2 separate regions of the Homo sapiens genome follow, and region 1 is linked to region 2. Evidence: read pairs that join two places in POLR2A ChIA-PET (ENCODE). Cell type or tissue: Panc1. All regions are shown on one strand. Each heading gives the region's core, and the rest is flanking DNA. Links, peaks and the distances in the headings are about the cores only.

The links. ChIA-PET counts read pairs that join two places held together with the same protein. Peaks named below come from ENCODE experiments on the same cell type or tissue, not always from the same donor. Only the 100,000 strongest peaks of a DNase experiment are listed, where the experiment ranks them.
Region 1: POLR2A ChIA-PET joins it to region 2 with 6 read pairs; 1 of 35 experiments calls an interaction of 5 or more read pairs at or near these places.

Annotation. Positions count from the first base shown.
Region 1 is chr3:177,671,693-177,674,613 of GRCh38, reverse strand. The region is part of intron 3 of LINC00578 (long intergenic non-protein coding RNA 578); the gene reads right to left. Among named protein-coding and RNA genes, the nearest start is that of LINC02015, 140 kb to the left of the region's middle. In Panc1, for the core only: no CTCF peak of the experiment used is centred there; no DNase peak of the experiment used is centred there; H3K27ac peaks cover 1,070 bases.
Region 2 is chr3:178,319,721-178,322,641 of GRCh38, reverse strand. All of the region lies in intron 2 of LOC105374235 (a long non-coding RNA gene), which reads left to right. Among named protein-coding and RNA genes, the nearest start is that of LINC01014, 98 kb to the left of the region's middle. RefSeq lists a silencer at 2,475-2,675. In Panc1, for the core only: no CTCF peak of the experiment used is centred there; no DNase peak of the experiment used is centred there; H3K27ac peaks cover 2,371 bases.

The DNA.
Region 1 (2,921 bases), core at 217-2,716, 650 kb after region 2:
TGGTAGAGAAGGGGAAAAATGAAAAGAGGAATACCCCAGGATGCCAGGATGAAAGGGAAGTTACCTAGCCTCTTTCCTAGGTGGCTAACTTGTTGTTTGCATCAGCAGTCACTGCTAACATACTGGAGGAAATTAGAAAAAGGTGCCCCTTCTTCCTGTGGACATAGTCTGGAACCAAAGTGTGCAGCTTAGTGAGTAGAGGGGGGGTTGGGTTACAGCCCTGGCCTGTCCCCTGGCCAGGAAGCCTCATGCAGTAAGCAACCTGCACAACTGTGTGCGGCAGCCCTGCTCAAGAACTGGAAACATAATCAAGTTGAGTCTGCCTCTAACTGGAGAGTATTTCCGACTCCTCACCAAAAAAGTATCCTTTGGTTGATAAATACACGTGCACACACATCTGATGTATTGCAGAGGAAAAGAGGTGATTTTTAGAGTCCAGAGGTAAATGAGTTATTTCTCTAGTTAAAAGGAAAAATGGATACTCTCATGGATTACTGTAATGATTGAATAAGATTATATATGTCACGCACAATACCTAGCACTAATCAATCCATAAAATGTCGGTTCACTGCCATTTTCCCTTGCTAATACTGAAACTATTTAGATAAAACTGCTGTTGCTGGGGTAATTTTTAAAATCTAACTCTTTCTTGCCACAAATCCCAAAACCTTCCTGTTTCCCACATAGGAACAAACTCTATCCCCTCCCCTACCACTATCCTTACACCATATGCATTTTACAGTAGTAGGCCGTCTGCCCTAGATGCTGAATCCATGTGGAAGAACTGCAAGTTAGTTTTGTGTGAAATGTTAGAGCAAAACTCAAAGCCAGCTCTGACTTTACATTTTATAAGGAAGCTAAAATTTGGCCCATGTTTGCAAAAAATGTTGCCAGCATTTGCTATGGGCCTGCAAGCAAAAGATTCCAGATTTGTTGAAAGCCAGGCAGAAGTCAGGCATATCTTCCAAATGTCATTTTGAACACTGACCCTGAAAAAAATGAGCAGAAGTTGACGCACAAGACTGTGCAGGAAAAATGTGCCGAGTCATAACTTCCAATGAACATGGGTTACAGCCCTTCCTGCGGTTCTGTCTTAAATGAACTCCATAGGCAGATGAGCTGTTTCTGAATGTTTATTATGGCCTCTGGTGAGCCAATAAGTTTTCTCTTTTCCTATTGCTTTTTAGTTAAAAAATTATAAATGCCTAGAGAATCCACCTGCCATCCTTTGGCTAAGTTAAAAGGCAGTGGTAAGAAGACAGCCATGCTCTGTTAGTGGTCCCAAACTTGGCATTGATTACTAGGCTGGCATGTGATGACACTGTTTTCAAAATAGCCTTTATCCAATTGCTAAGGCAGCTGCAGCCCTCTCAGAACCTCTGAAACCTGGGATCTCACAAGTAAACAATGATCACCATGGTGTTTATATTTTATTAAATGTCATATAGCCAGATTTTTCTAACCTGGTATAGCTTTAGCCAGAGACAATTTCTAGAGGATGAAACTCAAGGCAATTATCTAACATGCGGTATAAATGAAAATTTGTATGAATCAGAGAAACTCTATTATCAAGACAAGCTTGAGAATAATGGAGGACACTATACAGAACACAGATCAAATGCTAGAATTAAGCAACTGAAGTCAGAATGAAAATGTACACAAAAACAACACAAAATGCAGGCATCCTAAAACTTGGGGAATAAAAAATAGGTTCTTTTCAGGTTGAGAATAAGGTGGGGGACGAGATAACAGAAAACAAGTTAAGACCTTATGTTCCCTTTGGAGTGTTCTGAGTTCTAACAACTTCCCAGCTGAGTATGGCAGGTGAGACGAGATCCGGTGAGATGTGGAAGAGAGAGAAAAATAAGGCCCTGGATTTGCCCTTTGACTCTCACCCCGTGGTATGTCCCCTGAATCTGACCAACATTTTCGTAATCATGAAGATTAGGACACACGTGCCTCTTAACAAACAACTCCAAATCCTGGAATCTCACCTTTCCCCATTCCCATAAGTAAATCAGTAGCCTCTATTGTGATGGGGGAAAAAAAAACAAAAATAAACATATGAATAATCTTAAGGACATTTCGCCTCCTCGGAATTTTTGAAGCATTTTATTGACTCTCAGGATTTCTGATCCTTTATCATGGTCGTTCATATGTGTCTTATCTCCCTTACCATATACCCTGAGCACTAAGTGCAGGACAATTTACTGCTTGGTAGTTCACAGATCTAGTAGAGTACCTTGAGTAAAAGAAATGCGTCAACATTGATTCATCTGTTCACAATATATCCATATACTTTCCTAAGTCCAAAAGTGATACATAGTTAAGAACAAAAAGAGCCATTTGAACTGCAGAAGAGAATAGTTTCAGCATCATTCCGTTTCCCCCTGAATGTATCTCCAGATTCATTTTTTCCACAAGAGTAAGAACAAGGAGCTTTGCTAGAATACAAGGTACTTTTGCCAGGGTACCAGAGTAAAGACAACATGGTCTCTGCCCACCAGAATTTATGTAGGGACACAAGAAATTGAGAAAATCATTGCAACAATGTAGTAATGGGTAGTTTTGTGTACCAGGGTGCAATCATGGCTCACTGCAGCCTTGAACTCCTGGGCTCAAGCAATCCTCCCACCTCAGCCTCCTGAGTAGCTGGGACCAGGGGCACAAACCACCATGTCCAGCTAATTTTATTTATTTTTTTTTTTGTAGACACAAGGTCTCACTACGTTGTCCAGGCTGCTCTAGAACTCTTGGGCTCAAGAGATCCACCTGCCTCAGCCTCACGAAGTGCTGGGATAAGAGGCGTGAGCCACTGTGCCCTGCCTAGTTTTGCTTTTAAAATGACTTAGAAAGAGGGCGATGGTGGGACTCGAGAAGAGGACTTATCAATCAGCCTCCTCCTGGGAATCCAGAGAACT
Region 2 (2,921 bases), core at 150-2,649:
TAAAAAAGTAATTGTAATTTTTACCACTTTTTGAAATGTTTTCTGATAGTGTTAAGCCTTAAAAATAAATTTCTAGAAGTACCTTGAGCAAACACTTCATTTAAAAACAATGGAACAGCAACACCTGACCCCTGAGTCTCTTCTGAGCTTCTGTGAAACTTGTTGGGCACTACTTATTAGGAACAAACGATTACATTCACTTCTGCATTTCTGTAAAACTTATTGAGCACTCACTAGGTGGGCTTTGCTCCACCTTAACTTTGTTTCCCTTGTTTCTTACTCTCTTCCCTATCCTCCTTCCTCTAGATCATAATTGTCTAACTTATACTTATGTCCTTAAAGCAATAATTGCAGATAGACAAACTCCTAGCTCAAAGATACAACATTTCACAAAGCTTTCTTTCTTCAAACTGCAGACACCCTAGTGACTCTGTCTAGAAATGGTTGTCATTTGCACTGCTGTGTTTTCAGTCACTTCAGAGAAACTAAAATATTCGAAATGGAGAGAGAAAAATGCAATAAAAAATTGAGGCTCAATGGCTTTTGTATTTACACCTCATCCTCAACCCTGAGCGTCAGACTCTCATATCCAGCTGCCAATAAACTTTTCCACCTGGATGTTCAAATATTCGATTGTTGTGTATCTTGCTATGTGAAAGGCCCAGTATTTATGACAAGCATTCTAAACTCCAGTCACTCACACACTATTTGTTTGTAGAACCTCCCTAGCACTTTCTTCACTGTCTGCCCCCTGCTCCACTATCCTTTTCTGCCTGGGTAGCACATACACATTTCTGCAAAGCCTCCCCTGACTTCAGCCCTCTAAAGCTCCAAGTATAAATTTGATGTCCTATTCAGTGTTTTACCACATTGTATGGCAGGCAAGCATTGGTTAACTAGGCCAGTGCCCCTACTGCACTGTGAACCTGGAGGGCCAGACTGTGTGTTTTATTTCCAAACCCCTAAATCCAAGCATAGATAAGACCCAAAGCTAGATACTTATTATTCCTAACCTCGATATTTTTTCTGAGTCCATATAAATGACACATCCAGATAGGCAATTGCATTACTGTGTAAATGATCCCTTCATCATTGATAAGACAGAGACCCAGTTCAAATGTACTTTCTAATTGCTTGATTTGGGCAAACCACTCATTTTCTCTGTGTTTCTGTTGATTCTTCTAAATGAAAATAATAGCACTTACTTTGGCTTAAAGGTGGATATATTTATCTAAACAATAGATTACATGCAAATGCAAGATGTTTTCATTATCATCTGCTAATGTTTTTTCTTTTTTTTTCTTTTTCTTCTAAGAAAAAAGAATGGGAGAGGGAGTTGTGTCGTGAAAGACACACACAGGTTCTTTTAGAGCTGGAAGAGAAATTGAAGTTAAATCTGCCAATCTCTAAAGTTTACAGATGGGAAAAGTGAGATCCAGCACAACACAGGCTTGCTGGAGTCATGTGGACCATGGGTAGCAAAGCCAGAAGTGCTTTCTGGCCAGTTCCCAGCCAACTGTGATAGCTGGTTGCTTCTCCTAGCAAGATTAGCAATGAATCCTAGGCAAATAAATGTTTAAAAAGTACCATTGATTCTATACCTGCCAACCAATTTCCAGGGCTGGCAATCTGGCCTCTAGGGGAAGGGACAGTCCTGTGGGGGAATATTACAACTGGGAAGCTTCCTGACATGGAGGCACCATTAACATTCAGATTGTTTTCACAGAGGGTAGGCTGTGTTTGGTCTGCCAAGGGGAGAAGGAGGAAGCAACAAAATTCTGATTTCTCCTATTTCCTACTATTCTTTGTGTCATGTTTACAGTGCAGGGGGTGGATAGGACAGACTGGCATCTCTCCTGATGCCACCTCCCTCCATGGAGCCCCCCGCCAAGGCTCACTAGCAGTCCTGTGAGATGAAGATTTTATGCTGGTATCCTGGCCGGCTTCCATCTGGCCAAAGGTATTTTATCTAAATATTTCCAAGGCGCCTATCTCTGCAGTATTGAAGTGCTCAATTAGATATGGCCTAAGTCTCTGAAGCATATCAGTGTGCACTGCTGAACAGCTGCTGCATTCCAACAGAGGGTGAAGTCATCTCTATATATAGAGCATGGCAAGCTGTTTGGAACTGAGGCAGATTTAAGCAGGCAAATGCACACCTGAGTTATAAGTCAGTCACCTGCCCAGAGTGACAGAAGGGTCTGGAAAAATCTCTACTTCCTTAAGTGGTGACTAGCAAGAAGACCACAGGGTTACTTTTTCAGCTATATTTTTTTTTCTGTAGTTTACAGACTCTCTTTTTTTTTTCTATCAACTCCACAATAGAGAAAATCATGATCTACAAAACTGGCTTTATTTTCTGCCATGATTTTCTCTTAACAATCTGTGATTTGTTTATTGATAAGAAGTTTGACATATATTAGCTGGTATCCAGGGGAGTATTGTCATCCTTTAAATAGCACTGTAGGAATTAAGGCATTGTGTACTTCTTCATTTAATATCTATCTTCCCTATTGGATTGTAAGCTGCTAGCTCTTGGCACAACAGAGTGAAATAAATATATAAGTTATGACCATTTATAATCTTCTTGGAGTGTGATTCTCTGGTTCCAACTAAAAGACTATAATTATTGCTCCTTCCAAAGTAATCTGGAAATCTACTAAATCCTTGGGCTAGTTCTGAGAGATATATTGCTATTAATATGGTGACTGATACGTGTCATTGGAAGGGTCCTGGAAGGTCATCTAGATCTCTACCTCATTTGAATAAACATAAGTTGCTTTGGTTTGGGGACAGGGAGACAGGGACAGGACAAATAGCTAATTGTGCAAAAATGCTTGGAAATGACTCAACCACTTAATACCTGTGTTAATCTGGGAAAATCGCAGAAGCACAATGGGCTTAAGTTCTGTCATCTAAAA